Regions from separate parts of the Mus musculus genome. Here region 1 is linked to region 2. Evidence: chromatin loops called from intact Hi-C (ENCODE). Cell type or tissue: heart. All regions are shown on one strand.

Region 1 (8,000 bases), 250 kb before region 2:
TATTATGCCATGCTCTCTGATGACAAGTGTATGCAAACCTACTTCATGGTATGACAATCTCTCTAGCCACAGGGGCACCAATGAAGCTATTTCCTAATGGTGAGTTCTTTCCGACATGTGAAAGCCATTCGTGTAGTGGCAGCTGTATTCTCTTGTACCCACAGAATGGAAAGAGCCTGTAGGCTTATAGAGGAACAAAACCAGAATCAGAGTCTATAAAGAAAGGGCTGTCTTTACAGACCCATCTTTCCTTTGTCCTTTCAGTACAAGAAGCAAAAAATCTGTTAGGAGAGAATGTGGCCTCCATCACTTCTGAGAGGGCCTGGATATCAATGTGGCCTCCATCACTTCTGAGAGGGCCTGGATATCATTTTTTTTTCCACCAGAGTAGTTTACTGTTGCGATAAAGAAACAGCAGGCCGGTATACGCTAAAAGGTAAACATCAGGATGTCCTGTGTACACAGTTCAGCTTTCCTGTGGGTAGAGAAAGACCATTGGCTAATAGCATCTCGTGCAAAGAGAGAACTGAGACCAAACTAGCAAAGGAAACTGGTAATTATACAAAACGAGCTGCAGGGATTTTTCTTGACTGCAGAATTTCTCAGAACCTTCAACACAGTAAAGTGCACGGTGTTTCATACATGTAAGAACACTTTCTACTTGGCCTTAGAATGTTTTAGGAGAGGTGTACAACGTGTTTAAAGCCAACAGAATCAGAATTTGAAGGAATACAAACCTGGGAAATGTCTGGCTCACCAGAGCCTCTGTTTCTAGTCAGAAACACCATCTTATCTCATTGGGAACTATTGAGGATGCAAAAATACCTTCAGAAGCTACTGCAGAGCTCCAAGGCTTTAGATGGTTAACCACTTTAGTATAAACATTAGGAGGTTCTTACCAAGCCTTGGGGAAGATCAATCAGTCCCCCCCACTTCTCCACTATCTTCTCCTCAGTAGGGGAGGTGATCAGAGTGAGAAAAGACAAAACGCTTAGCCAAAAACAAAGCTCTTTATTAATTCCTTGTTGTTGTAAGTCTTTGGGTAGGGTTTTACCCTGTGTGAGCATTGGTTCCTACTCACTCAACAGACAAGAAGGAAACAGATGATTGTGAGGGAGGGTGGCTCTTCAGCCTCCACACTGTCCTCTGTTCTATGATCTGCCTAAGCATACTAGGTAGCTACACTCTAACTAAGTGTGTACCACCTTCCTTGAGCCCCATTGCATAGGACAGGAAAGACAAGAGCCCAAAAGGAGCAGAAGTCCCCCTTGATGTGAGGGCTCAGTTTGGTGACTTTTCAAAGACTCAAAGATGAGCCTCCAAAGCATCTCTGAGAAAGTTCCCACTCCTCTAGACCTCACCCTCCAATTCCATCCCCTATGCTCCAAGTCCCTCTTAGTTTTCCCCAGATGTTCTATCTATCCAGTATACTTGTAGGGGATATGTCAGGTACTCTCCTAGGTACAGAGACACAGCAGAGGACCCAGCTGGGTACTCAAACATTTATTCAAAAAAAAGAAACCAGAAAGGACATAAGATGAATTTATGAGAGGTGGGGGAGCCTGTAGAAGTCTGCAAACACCAGAACAACAGTGATAAGCTGAAGTTTTAGACAAGTAGTTACACAGTAGCATTTGGTCAGAGATCTAAATAAAGGGAGTCTATCCCTTGGGTAAGAAAGACCTCCGGCCCACTTACCATCTTGGGTTTCAGAGGCCTTGGAGATACATTGTGAATAGGCCCTGCCTGGCTGCACAGGAGGCTGAGCCGGATCTGGAACTGGTCTAGAAAGCACTTTCATGAACGCATCCAAATGCCCCGTAATCGGCTTGCTCTATTTTTGAATTGTGCACCTCAATCTCCTCCCCTTTTCCTGTGTCTCCAAATCTTAGTTTCATGATACAGCCACAGGGTGGAGATTAACCATGGCTAGGAAATTGAGAAAGTTGACAGTCTGCTACTTTATGGTCAGGTGATGCTGCGGTGGGGGCTTCCCTATCTGTCTCTGGGCTCAGTTTTCCATCTGGGAACATTAGGTTGGATGTTCTGAAAGAGGCCTGGTTTGATACCATGGCATGACTCTAGAATAGAGTCCCAGAAGGAGGAAAAGAAAAGCTGTGAAGAAACCCATCTAAGAGTCAGTCAAAGTCTTAGAATCTCACTCTCTTGTCAAAGGGGGAACCCGGCACTGAAGCATCAACATAGAGCCCTCAGCTATCGGAACCATGGTCTTCTGGGTCGAGTCTCACTGGTCTGTTTTGCATACCACACCAGAACTCTGTCCATATGAAATCAACCACAAGGCTTATTTCAAGACGTATCAAGATGCAGTGGTGGTGCATGCCTTTAATCCCAGCACTCGGGAGGCAGAGGCAGGCGGATTTCTGAGTTTGAGGCCAGCCTGGTCTACAGAGTGAGCTCTAGGACAGCCAGGGCTACACAGAGAAACCCTGTCTCGAAAGACCAAAAAAAAAAAAAAAAAAAGATATTTCTTACTTTATGTGCTTCTCCTTACCAACTCTCAGAGTAAAGCAACAGGGCCAAGCTATAAAACCTGCTTGAGAGGTAGCCTTTTATCATTGGGTCAGGCCAGGCACTGTTTGCTAAAGGCTCCATTCACCCTGGTGCTGCCATCATCCAGGTCTGAAATAACAGATGGTCAGGCTCAGAAGTGAATGTCCTGCTTCCTCCAGACAAGCTGTGTTTGCACAGGGGACAAGTGGCATGAGATCCCACTGTGGGCAATGGAAGAAACCAGGCCGCCTACCCAGCCTGCAATGGTCTTTGCAGAGCTCACAGCAGGAGCAAGCTTTCCAAGAGGTAAACAGAAGACAGCAGCCCTAATGAAGTTTTCTGTTTTCTTTGTTGGTGTTTGTTTTTCAAGTTATTTATGCCAAGTGCTTAAACAATCAAAAGCATTATGTTTATGATAAAACGGAAGGGATCTGTTTTACCATATAAGGAGAATGCACGAAGTCACATGAAATTTTAAAAGAAAAAGGTAAGCAGATACCCAAGGAACTCAGGCAGATGTGGGTCACCCCAGTGATGAGTTCAGAGGCCCTGGCTCAACTGCCTTCCCTTTGCAGTAGGGCTTCTTGGAGGGAGAATGGGATAGCCCTAGGAGAGCAAAGAAGCTGCCTTTCTCCAACTCCACAGGCATTCCCAGTAGGCTTGCTGCCTGTCAGCCATGGCTTTAGCACATTGGAATTAGATAAAATTGAGTTTCTGGGCCATATGGGGTTTTTGTTTTGTTTTGAATCTCCAAAATACAGATAACAGAACTGATTTCGTCACTTTACCTGAAGGTCAAGTTCCATGCCTCTGTCCACCCTAGAACAGTGCCTCCTAGTTGGCTGATAGCCAACCACTGTATCTGCCTGCCCCCAACCACAGGTAAAGATAACAGGGAAGTCTTCCCCAAAAAAGCAGCTATTCCTCCAAGGATCCCGCCTCCATCTTTGGAATCCTCCATTACAAAAGTTTACTAAGTAGCATTTGTAAAGAGAAGGTTAATCCAATCACCAAGTACCTAACTAAATTCTCACTGTGTGCCAGGGATCATGGAATAGACAATCCCTGCTCTCACAGAGTGCAGAGTAGGATAAGACAGCTAGGAAACACGACACGTGTGTGTGTGTGTGTGTGTGTGTGTGTGTGTGTGTGTGTGTGGCAGGGAGACTGTCTGAAGAAAACTGCAGATCTGCTGCATTTCCTGGCCATGCTGTGCTCGACGCTTCCTGCGGCATGGCTGTCCAATCCTAGCAGGCTAAGTCGGCAGAGTGGGGGTGGAGCAGCACCGGCAGAGTCAGGAAAACCAGCGCATTTTTAATTACAGTAATTTTTGGTTAACTTCTCTATTTTCTATTTGTCTTATGCATTTTAATGTGCATAATCTAACGACACAGACAGGCAGAGGTTCAAAATCTTTCACCTAAGAGGCCCCTAGGTGGCGATGCCTGGCAAGGCCTGTTGCTCTATGGGGTTCTCTATATACTCCAGCCTGCGTGTGGCCCTGGTCCACCTGGGGACACCTTCCTCTACGGCTTCACCTGGAACCCAGACACTGTCTAGATGAGGCAAGCTGGCCTTTTCTCCCTGCCTCTGGAAAGTGCCATCAGCCTTGGCTTCCTGGTCATGCCATGCTGGGGAGAGACTTACCTGTCAGTCCTGCTATGCCACTTTGGGTAACAGAGCTAGGCACTGTCCCAGGAGAGAGTACAGGCCTCTGCTGCCCAGAGAGCCAGACTGCAGGCTCCTTTCAGACTACCTGACAGCAGCATTCGCTCAGCACCAGCCACACCCAGTGATGCTGAGATGGGCCATTATCTTCATTACTTTTACCAGAAGGTCAAAAAGCTGCCAATAGAAAAAGGCCTTCACTTGTAAGCAAAATAGTAAGGATTCAGCCAGGGAAAGAGGTGCTATGGTCTTAGTATCAGCGGGTCAGTTGTTACCACGTTGGTAACTGGCATTGGACTGGAAGAAGGCAGCTAAGCATGGCGATCAGTAACGCACAGCAAGACCCAAGGCCAGGCTCAGGCCAGAGGAGGCGGGTGCTTATGTCCTGAGATAGTGCAGGGAACAAGCCAAGGGGCAGCCCTCAGAGGCCATTAAACCCTGGCTCCTCTAGAGTGAGGGATGCTATAAATGCCTCCTGGATCGAGCAAAACCAGATTCCAGTGGTCAGGTGGAGAACAGCAGTGACCTGAGGAACTGGTGAGTGGTGGTGGCACGGCAGGGGACATTATTGAGGGAATTACACTTAGTTTTTCTTCTTCATCATCTTTTTTAAACTGTCAAACAGTCTGAGTGTGGGGTGTGGCCTTAGTCTGAGTGGCCTTAGGACATATTCTGTTATTTCTTCTCCGGTCTTAAAGCCTCACTTTCCCCTAAAACCCCTAAAGTAAGGCATAGAGCTAAAGAGGACGTGGATTCCAAGGGTCAATGTTGGGGGCAGTCAAGACCTCAACTCTGCCATTTGTGGTCGTACATACAAATGTGGCGACATTTCTTAGCCTTTTCTTCCTCAGTTTATCATCCTATAACAGCAGAAACCAAGCTCTCACGTCCTGAAAGAAATACCATTTATTGACAAAATATGCAGGTGCCCAGAACATATTAAGCAGATACTTGGGCATCAAAAGATGCATAAGTCCACACAGATCATTTTCCTCCTACTACCCCTTCCCCCTCACCACGTCTAGCTGTTTGCACCTCCATTGAGGGCACGCCGCCCATCCCAGTGCTGAGGCCAAAGACCTGGTACTGTTCTTCAAGCTTTGCTTCCACAGCCTGATACAGAGTTATGCTGGGCTGGCTCTGGCTGGCTCCAGCTGACTTGTAAGAGCAGAGTGCACGCTGTTCTTTCTTAGTCCTTTAGGAGACTGGATGGAGCCTTGGTGGGGACACAGGGAACTCTACAGACAAGGGTTTCTCTGTCAACACTGCTGACTTATCAGCAGATGATGGTCCTCTCATAAGCAGGTCCTATTGACTCTAACTACAGACTCCAGAAACTTCTCACCATCTACTGCCACAATCAAGCTCCCAGTGACCACCATCTCTTGCCCAGCGACTAGGCCAGGATGACTTCCTCCTCAGCCTCCCACTTTCTCTTGCCCGGCTGCAGCCTCTCTTTCACACAGCTTCCTAGGGGAGCTGAATACCCAGTGTCCAGGACAGCGCATATAGCAAACATTGAGTACTCTCCATCCTGCCAATGCAGTGAATGCTACCGTTTCCCTGAGTCCCACCTGCTACAGTGACCCCCACCATCGTTTCATTAAGGCAGACAGGATGGATTGAGCCTGGGTGGAGACTGAGCTGAGCCAGATCCAGCACATCCTCTGAGGGCCCAGGGAATTTCTGTTAGCATTTCTCCACTCGCTTCCCAGTCTGCTCTTCTTCATCTGCAAAAATAGCAAGGAGCCAACAGCAACGTCCCAAGTGGACTGTGCATAGTAGGGACACACACCGGTTCCTTTTCCAGGTCCTATTCATATAGTTCAGATTTTGATCAGCCTTCACCAAACAGACATGATTCCAGAGCCACAGACTAAATACCATATCCTGCTCTGCAGTAACAGGACGGCTTCTCATAGAACTCGTGTCAGGGGCGGACTGGCACCACATCAGGGCCCAGAGATCTGGGGCACCAGTTGGCCCCACCTTAGCTGGATCCCATGGGAGGGTGCTATCAGCTGTCGAGGAAGATCTCACAAGCTATCAGACTATTTGGTCTCAGTAAAGCCAGGGAGCCCCTTGGCATAACAGGACAGCTCTGTCCTCAAGGCTGAAGTTGAGGCTCTCTGATTATTTCTCTCAGAGGTCTAAAATTCTGGGTCATCGTTTGAGATGCTGAGTTACAGAAGGGGAAACTGAGATTGGAGGTGAAAAATGGTTCTAAATCATATAGATACATAGAAGCAGGCAGGCTAAACTGCCAGTCTCCTGACTGTTGCATGGCCTTCTGTCAGAGCAGAGGGAAATTAGTGCAGGCACAGAGTCGGCAGTAGGTATCTGCTGACATGCTGTCGGGAAGCTGCCTTGGGAGCCTGAGGAGCCTGAGGAAAAGCCAGTCAGAGAAGAAGCCTTTAGAAGGGGAGAGTGGGGTTGGCTATTCTCTGTCCTCCCTCTCCATCTCTCCCCCTCTCTTCCCTCTTCCTCTCCCCACCTCGTGTTAGCTCCAGTTTCTGCAGCTGTACCAGGGGCTGATACAGAGGTAATACCTCGCCCTCTGGAGTAATCCCTGGCTTGGCTTATGCCACGGGGCACAGAGACCTTTACAAAGTGGTTAGCATGCTGCAAAAGAAGATATACAAGCAAGCATGCTGGTGCTCTGCCAGTCACTGTCACGTGGGCAGCTCCCTCCCCACTGCGCCTCAGGTTCCCAGGGGATAAAATGAAATGCTTGAGGCTTCGAGCCCCTCCTCCAATTCTGGCATGCTGCACATCTAAGATACAGCTCACTTCCTCTTTAGAGTTCTCGGTCATTCATTCTACACACATTCCCTGAGCCTCATGCCTGGACCAGTGCCCACTTGGTGGTACAGAGGCAGGGCTACAGGGATGGCTGTAACTCACTCTTTTCTTCTCAAGAAGTTCTGATCTTGTTTCTCAGGCAGTTCATTAACAACACCACCTCTACGTATATGTCCTCGGTTGAAACAGGTTCCCTTGGTGAACAATTCCCACAGACACCAAGCTACCAATGTGCCCCCTAGCTACACACCATATCCAGTCCTCAACGGGAGGATCATGGTCTCAGTTAACAAAACCAAGGAGTCAAGCAAACATCTCCAGGTCACTGTGAGGAGCACACTAATGGCCTCCCAGCCAGCAGTGTCTGCACCCTAATCTCAGACCTCTCCTGGTAACGGGGATTTGATGTCATTAGGGTTACGAGAGGGGGGATTAGTCTGGATCATCCAGGTCAGTCCGCCTAATCACATGAGTCCTCAAAAGCACTTAAAAAGAACTTTGTGGCTGGAAGTGGGGAGTAGCCCTCAGAAGAGGGAAGTCTGAACTCAGAGGTAAAAGACTGAATTCTGCCAACACACATACACACACACACACACACACACTCTCTCTCTCTCTCTCTCTCTCTCTTTTTTTGTTTTGAGACAGGGTTTCTCTGTGTAGCTCTGGCTGTCCTGGAACTCACTTTGTAGACCAGGCTGGCCTCGAACTCAGAAATCCACCTGCCTCTGCCTCCCGAGTGCTGGGATTAAAGGAGTGCGCCCAAATAGCAGTAAAGGGGATCTTCTTCTACAGGCCAGAAAGGAGCACAGGCAGCCGGATACCTTGACTCTAGCCTGCCGATCCCTGAACTCTGAGAATTGTGAGAAAAGTGCACAGTGTATTGTCTTAAATCACAACCGCCATGAAAACCTGGAACAACTGCATTAGAAACTGTATATACCCAATCGGTGTTGAAGTGGGGGGTACCAGCCTTACTATATGCAGGACTTTTACAGATAAACATAGGTTCTTGGCCA
Region 2 (8,000 bases):
TAGGAAGTCAGCATGTATGGGAAGACATAAGAGGGTAAGGGGGTGCCTGCTATGATCACTGTGACCACAATACATGGTTTACATTATGGCATTGTCAAGAAGTTGAAAAATTGGTATTGGCAATAGCATAACAAAATCAATGAGGGCTTGGGAAGATGGCTATCCAAATGAAGTGTTGGTGAGTGTGAGAACCAGCTCCCAGAATCCATGAAAAAGCCAATGACTTTGATGGAAGGCAGAAACAGGGACTTCTTAGGGCAATTTGGCTAGTCAGACTAGAAGAGACAGAAAGCCCTAGGTCCATCAGGAGACCAAATCTCAGTATATGCAGCACATGACTGAAGAAGACACTCTTGGGTGTCCACACCTATATTCATATGGGTGTACATGTATATGTGTGCCCCCACGTACATACAACACACATAGGTGAACATGTATACACACATATATACATAACAATCCTAAATGGCACACTGAATTGTGTAAGGGGGTAAGTTGTATGCTATATGAATTTCTAAATAAAAATGAATCTTTCTAAAATAAAAATATCTTGCCTGTTATACCCCTTTACTTCATCCTAATGTTGTTTTATTATCTTCCACCCTATTCTTATGGCCTCAGTCTTTCATAAGCTATACGCCAAGCTTATTGATACTTTCAAAGAACCAGCTTTTTAATTGATCTATGCCATTATTTTTTTTGTTTCATAGCTTGCTAATTGTGCATTTTATATTTTTTATTCTTTGCCTCCAATTCTACTAGGTTTACTTGTTTTCCTCTAACTTAATGAATTAGAAAAAGGCTCACTTTCATTCTTCCAATTCTCTTCTTTATGAAATTTAAGACCATGTTTTCCTAGCTTCGGTATATACCTTCATATTGTTGGATACACAACCTCTCCTCATTATGCATTTATAGATAGCTTATTATTTTTTATTTGTTAACCAGGGGTCATTTAAAAAGTGTTTAACAGTCTAAGTCACACAGGTTGGCTAGCTATTTGTTATATTTTCTGCTTTCTACCATAGAAGACAACCTATCTGATTGCCTCTTGATAGGATTTGTTGACATTCCCTTTGTAACTTAGTATATGAGTAATTTTTTTCTCCTACAGTGCTGCCAATTGGACCCAGAGCCTTGTGCACACCAGGCAGGTGTTCTGCCACTACTGACCTATATCCCAGGCTCTTAGTCACACTTCCAAGTTGTGATATTCAGGTCTCCCCTTTCTTTGCAGGACCTACAGCTGTTTGATGTATAGTTCTCAGAGCTAGAGAATAAGACACATAGCCATAGTGAGAAATGGCCACCTTCTCCTCGTGACATTTTAGTTTTTCCTTTATGTAGTAAATCTATGCTTTCAGGTGCGCAGGAGTAGAGCTGTCTTTATGAATATTACATGCTCTTTGCATATCTGCTTTTGTGGTGCTAGGATTAAACAAAGGCCGCTGTTGATACTGGTCAAACACTTTGCCTCTGAGTTACACCCAACCCCTTGATAGTTTATTTCATCAAGTTGGAATAGCTCTTCCCTAGCTCCTTTCATCTTCACCTTAACTCATAATTATCCTCGGAGTACATTGTTTTAATTAGAATTGGCATAAATACATTTTCCACTCTTTTAGTGAGGTTTTGCTTTGTATATGACTAATAAGCCACATTTAGCTGTATTTTATATTAAGATTCTACTTTAACAATCTCTGTCACTCAGTAGGAATTTTGACCCATTCACACTTACTGAAACACTTCCTTCTGTCAGTGTTGAGCACATTTTATTCATATTAAGTTGTGTTCTCGTACATTTAACCCATCGTAAAAGGCTGATGCACTTTGAGCTATTGACCTATGCTGACTTGTGTCCAGTTTCTCTCTGGTGAAAATATTAAAATCCGTTATTTTTTCTTTTATTTCTTGCTTTCTGACAGGATTATCCTTCTTCTCTGTCTGAGCATTTACATCCTTATATACCTTAGGATTTTAGTTAGAATTTTCTTTTAGGACTTTTTAAAAATTTTATTTTTTACAATTTGTATATTTTAATTAAGATCTGGGTACAGTGCTCCCCCCTTCCATCCTCCAGCCCTTCCTGTGCATTTCAGTTTGTCACTGTCCTTGGTTTCTCTGCAGCTTACATGTTTTGTTTTGTCTTTTTTTTCTCTCCAGCCTCTTTCTAATTTTATATGGTCTCATCGTGTCTTAGAATTTTTTGTCATGTGCCTGAAACCAGAAAGAGAATCACCAGGCTGGCAAGATTGTTCTGTGATACTATTTGATGAGTCTGCAAACAGGAGGGGAGCAAGGGCTGGAAAGATGTCCAGGAGGGCACTGCAGTGGGACTGGGGCTGGTTTGTGTTGTGCTCTGAGTCACCAGGTATTGGGGTAGTTGTTATGTGTTGTTATTACATCAATTGCTGACTGATACAGCAGTCTTTCAGCCCAGGCAGGGATATTAACTCTTCACACATTACTTCCTTAACCCAAAGGCTTGGTTTAGCGATATAAAGGTCAGGTCTGGTTCTGGTGAGTGAGGTTATTTCCGGGGCCTGAGATAGAGACTGTGGCAGGAAGAAGACAAACAATCAAAAAAACCAACCAAACAAACAAAAAACACAAGACAATCAAAAGACAAAACAAAACAAAACCAAAAACAAACAAACCAAAAAAATCAATCAACCAACCAACCAACCAACTAACCAACCAACTAACCAACCAACCCAAATACACCACCCAGCAAACTGTGCTCATTTAATGCTTTCTGATAACTTTAATTAGGAACAGCAAAGAAAGATTTCGATCAGAAGACAGAGGACTGGGCTAGGTGGTGCCTGGGGGCTTCTTTGTTGTTTGTTTGTTTGTTTCTATGAAGATTTCCATGGAGATATAGGGGTCAGTCATCCTGCCCCAGGGTCTGAAATACCATCTGAACTCAGGGATTCTCAAAATCTCCACTAGGGCAGTGGAAGAAATGATAGCTTCCAGATGAGCAATATGGAAGCCAGGAGTCAAGTCTGACTGAAGTATCCTGATCTGTATGTTAGGAAATCAGGGAGAAGCTGTCCGGCTTCCTTCCCACCCAGAGAAAGGATGGATCTTAAGGAGCGCTCTGGCTATTGAGTTTCCTTTGCTTAAGTGAATTCCAAATGCTGCTGAAAATTCCATTCATTATTTAAGCCATCTCAGCTCCCCTGAGAACTTAAGTGCCCAGCAGGAAGGAAGGCATTTTCACATGCTTGTGGGCTGGGGAGGCTCGAGGAGCTGGGCTGGAGGCAGAGGGCAGGTTTGCAGAGTCTGTAGAGTTGGGCCAAGAGTCCATCCAGTGGTGGTGGTGGGATCGACTGGGACAGGGCTGGGAGCCATGACAACCACCCAGGGTGGTACCCTAACTTTCTGATCCTTTAGAATCATCTGATTCACTTGCTAAAAAAATTAGATTGCTAGGCAGATGTGGTTTCAGCGGATCTGTATTGGGGTCCAAAGACCGACACTTTTAGGTTACCCCCCCCCAGGTCATTTAGGTAACTAGGCAGGCATGGCAAATACTGACCAATTAAACTGTCTTTGCTTTAGGGGTGCTGCTGCTTCAGGTTCAACAAACAGTGAATTCCATCACAGGGCCTCAGTGAGCACCGGATCTAACTACAGAACAAACCCACTGAGATCTGAATGGCATGGGTTGAGGTGGCCGAATTGTAGCCACATTGGAACTTATAGGTTCCCGGAGTGTTTGATGCCCCCTTGCCTTTGGCAGCCCAATTTCTCTTTGTAGGAAGAGCAGATGGGGGGAGGGGGCGAGTCCCTGGAAGCACACAGAGCAGGGCTCAAACACTGCCTTATTGTAGGGCCATAGGGAAGCTACTGATCTCAGGGCCATTAATATGAACCTTATTTCAAATGATGCTTCTGCACCTAGTAAGAACACTTATTAGACAGCTTGTTAGCACTGACCAACTGTTTGAGAGGACACTGTCTGAGGAGGAAGGATGTGTTTTAGCTCATAGTTCTAGAAGGTTCAGCCGATGGTTGATGGTTGTGTGGTCCCAAGGACTTTGTTCTGAGCATGGTGATGGCTAGAATGTATGAGGAGGAAGCTGTACACCTCCTGATAGACAGGAAGCAGAGAGAAAGCAAGGGGCTGGTACCAGTATAACCTTTAAAGGCATTTCCCAGTGACCTACTACTTGGGGAGAGGGGGAGGAGCTCCCTAAATAGTGCCACCAGCTGAGGACCAAGCATTTAACAAACACAGGAGCCTGTGGGAGACATTTTATATTCAAATCACTTCAGTGCTCAGTAAATAACTACTCCATTCTAAGTGGTATTAGCCAGTAAGTACTTGGTGAAGGAAACCGATTAAAATGTAAGGCAAGAGCTACATTTTAAGTATGACTGTGAGCGTGATGGGGCAGGCAGCAAGAAGCCTCGGGAAGGGAAACCTGCACACAGGGAAAAGTAGGCAGGGCTGCTGCTGCCAAGCCCAGGGTCTGGGAATTGCATGTCTGATTTCAGGTCGAACATTTAGTGTTGAAATGCACAGGAGCCAGGAAGCTTCCTAGCATTGTTGCCTGTAATAAAGAAAAATCCAGACGTAACCTGCTGTTTCGATTAGAAGTGATGTAACAAGCAGGCTTTGGCCTAGTTTTCTCCAAGCAGGCAGGTCCCCTGGCTCTTCCCACACCCTTTTCTTTGTCAAGTGACGGCTACTGCCACCTAGTGGTAAAGACGGCACTGCACCGGCATGGAGAAAGATGCTCTGGGCCTGGGGAGAGGCTTTATCCAGGCAGACAAACCAAATAAATCCCCCCAAGTCTCTCTCTCTCTCTCTCTCTCTCTCTCTCTCTCTCTCTCTCTCTCTCTCTCTCTCTCTCTTAACCCTCCCCCCTCCTGCCCACACAACACAGTGAGACTGCCTGATTCCTTATCTCTCCTTGGACACGGGATTGGAAGATGATCAATCAAGGATATACAGAGGCGAGTCTCTTTCAGCCCAATGGCACCTCATTTTTCCTTTGGTCTAAGAAATGCTAGTATGAGAGGTTATAGCAGAATACTAAACCTGCAGCCACAAATGCTTACAGAAAACCCCTCCGGTCCAGGCTCCTTGCATTGCAGGTGAGGAAACTGACACTCAAAGATGGGGAACGCCTAGGGTGACGTCAAAGATGGGGAATGCCTAGGATGACGTCACTTGGTGGCTGGCGGCAGACCTTGACTTTAGCCTGTCCCTTCCCAGTCCTCTTTCTCTCATGCACACTCAGCATTAGTAGCTATGTCGGGAGTCTCTTAGCGCTTGGCAAGCGTGAAAACGGGAAATTTCAAACGAGGAAGGAAGCCACACCTGTTCATGCTTTGGCATTTCCGGCGGCTGCCGTTCTCAAACGTTTCAGGGAAACTACGCAGAATTTGAATTTATGGACAGAGTCAAGTAATGGAAACTGCGGAGAATGATATTTACTGTGCCCCTTGGGCAAACTTGCAACACCCGAGAGCGAGGGAGATGCAGCTTGGAAACCAAGGCAATATGTGAGGGACTTCAGATGTGGGGTCCCAGCTCCTACTTTCTTGCGGTCCTCTGGCCAAAGCTTGGGGTGTGGCTCTGGGAATCACGCTGGCCTTTGGATCTTCTAGGTTCTGTGTTTGTAAAACCATCTCTGGGTTCTTAGGAAGAACCAATGAGAGTACTGGAGAATGGGTAAAGTGATTTGCACAACGCACTGTATCCACAAATGGCTTATTTCCTTTTTCATGACTGAGTTTAGTTAATAGTCACCAGATGCTTGTGTCTCTTAAGTGGCGCGTGCCAGGCTGATTGTAATCATCTTAAACCAAAACCCGAGATAGAGCATCCTCAATGGGAGACCACGCTCTGCTCTCCTCTCAGGGTTTCCAGTCCGGCTCACCACTGTGAGCACGTGATCCCTAGAAGCATACATTCAGAAGAAACTGTCAAACAGTTGCCTGAGACAGCTGCATCATTTAGTATTCATTTAATAGAGGCATGGCAGTGCCCTTTGGCCCACAGACTCCATATTTGTGTTGCCAGTGTTTTCCATGATAATCATTAATGGTGGGTAAGGATTCACACCCACAGCTAAAATGCCATGGATTTAATTGTGTCTTATTAATCTTATTAATAATCTTCCTTTGTGAGGTAGCCTCCATGCTCTTACCCACTTTTAAAAAAGCTGTCCTGATATTTTATTATTGATTTGTCGGAGCTCTTTATATATTTGATACAACTTTGTCAGGTATACAGTTTTACAACTCATTCTCCAAATTTGAGGTTTCCTACTTCATTGTCCAGATGATGTCTTCTTAAAAGCACGGATTAAAAAAAAAAAGAACTAAGTCCCGTGATCTACTGTTTTGATTCACATTTAGGGTTCTTTTAATGTTCTCAGATCATCTTTGTTCAGGCTCAGACTGCAGGTATTTATTTCCCCTGGCGTTTTCTTTGGGAAGTTTCATGGTTTTCAGCTTTGTGCTTAGGCCGGTGATCTGCCTGAAGTTATTTTCATGGGTAGAGAAGGGGGACTCAGGATTCCACACGGATGAGAGTCCTTCGAGCATCACTTGTCAAAAACATTTTCTTATCCCCACTGAGCTGGCTTAACACTTTGGGAGTTGATTTTTAAGATAAAATCTTTTTAAAGTAATAGAGGAAAAAAAAGCTTGTGCTAAGTAAATTAAATGGAAACCAAGGCTATACAGGTCACAGCAGCACCAACTATTCAGGAGTTATACAATCCCATGGGTTTTAACTCCTGTATAGATTCATATATCCACTGCCATAATCAAATGCAGAAGAGTCCGATGTCCTCAAACCTCCTTCACACTGTCTTCATGTCAGCCTGTGGCTGACACATACCCCCTAGACTAAACATGGAACATTACAGTAGCCCGTGACCCATGTGCCCGCTGATTGACCCACATTGCCTAGATTACTGAACATACAGTAGCTCCCAAGATCAGGGCATAAGAGGCATTAACTAAAGAACTCTTAGCCTGATCGATCTATTGTATTCCTTTTAAATTTTTAGTTTTTACAGTAGCTTTATTGTGCTCTTCCAAAAGATTTATCTTTGTTTCCTTTTAAGTGTCTGTTTGTCACATGTGTAGGTGCCCATGAGGACTTTCTGTGGGTGCTGGGAGCTGAACTCAGGTCCTCTGGAAGAGCTCAGAGCTGCTGAGCAGTCTCTCTAGCCTTCTCTTCATACTGTGCTCTTTTCTTTCTGATTTTTTGGGGTTAGTCTGTTTTGTTTTGTTTTAAATTTCTTGTAGACTCCCAGGCTACCTCTTTGAGATGCTTCTTCTTCCTAACACACACACATCTAAGGAGACAACATCCATCAACCCTACACTCCCCAGGTTTTAGATGCCTTTTGCCAACTTGGGTATGCTGTATGTCAATTTCAATTCACTTCAAGTATTTTCCAATTTCTTTTTGACAGTCTTTTTTTCCTTCCTTCCTTCCTTCCTTCCTTCCTTCCTTCCTTCCTTCCTTCCTTCCTTCCTTCCTTCCTTCCTTCTTTTTCTTCCTTCCTTCCTTTCTTCTTTTCCTTCCTTCCTTCCTTCCTTCCTTCCTTCCTTCCTCCCTTCCTCTCTTCCTTCCTTCCTCTCTTCCTCCCTCCCTCCCTCCCTCCCTCCCTCCCTCCCTCCCTCCCTTCCTCTCTCCCTCTCTTATCTTTCTTACTGATAATCCAAATAAATTCTGCTACAGCTTGGAATGTATTTGATGTGGCCGTTATTCTGAACTGGTTAGTGTGTGTTCCAAGATCCATGCCTCTGGCTTCCACTGGCATGAGCTTAATGCACTCTTAAAAAGAATGCATCTTTTCCCTTGTTAGGGAGAACGTTACTGTAACCACTCATGGGAGCTATCCATTTGTTGAAGATTTTTTTATTTTCTTCATATTTAAAATCAGACTCTCCTCTGATTTTATTTATTATGTTTTGAAAAGATTTTTTCATATAATATATTTTAATCATTTCCCCTCCCCAAA

What was found. A loop is a pair of places that touch in the nucleus more often than their neighbours do. Peaks named below come from ENCODE experiments on the same cell type or tissue, not always from the same donor. Only the 100,000 strongest peaks of a DNase experiment are listed, where the experiment ranks them.
Region 1: it touches region 2 in a loop (2.3-fold over the local background); 5 of 42 quality-filtered maps call a loop at or near these places.

The regions. Positions count from the first base shown.
Region 1 is chr8:93,840,061-93,848,060 of GRCm38, reverse strand. All of the region lies in intron 2 of Gnao1 (guanine nucleotide binding protein, alpha O), which reads right to left. Among named protein-coding and RNA genes, the nearest start is that of 4930488L21Rik, 31 kb to the right of the region's middle. In heart, CTCF peaks have their summits at 3,927 (motif pointing right) and 6,776; DNase peaks (open chromatin) are centred at 3,724, 5,320 and 6,900; H3K27ac peaks cover 1,307 bases.
Region 2 is chr8:93,588,737-93,596,736 of GRCm38, reverse strand. All of the region lies in intron 8 of Gm26843 (a long non-coding RNA gene), which reads left to right. Among named protein-coding and RNA genes, the nearest start is that of Ces5a, 57 kb to the right of the region's middle. In heart, a CTCF peak has its summit at 4,700 (motif pointing left); a DNase peak (open chromatin) is centred at 4,696; H3K27ac peaks cover 443 bases.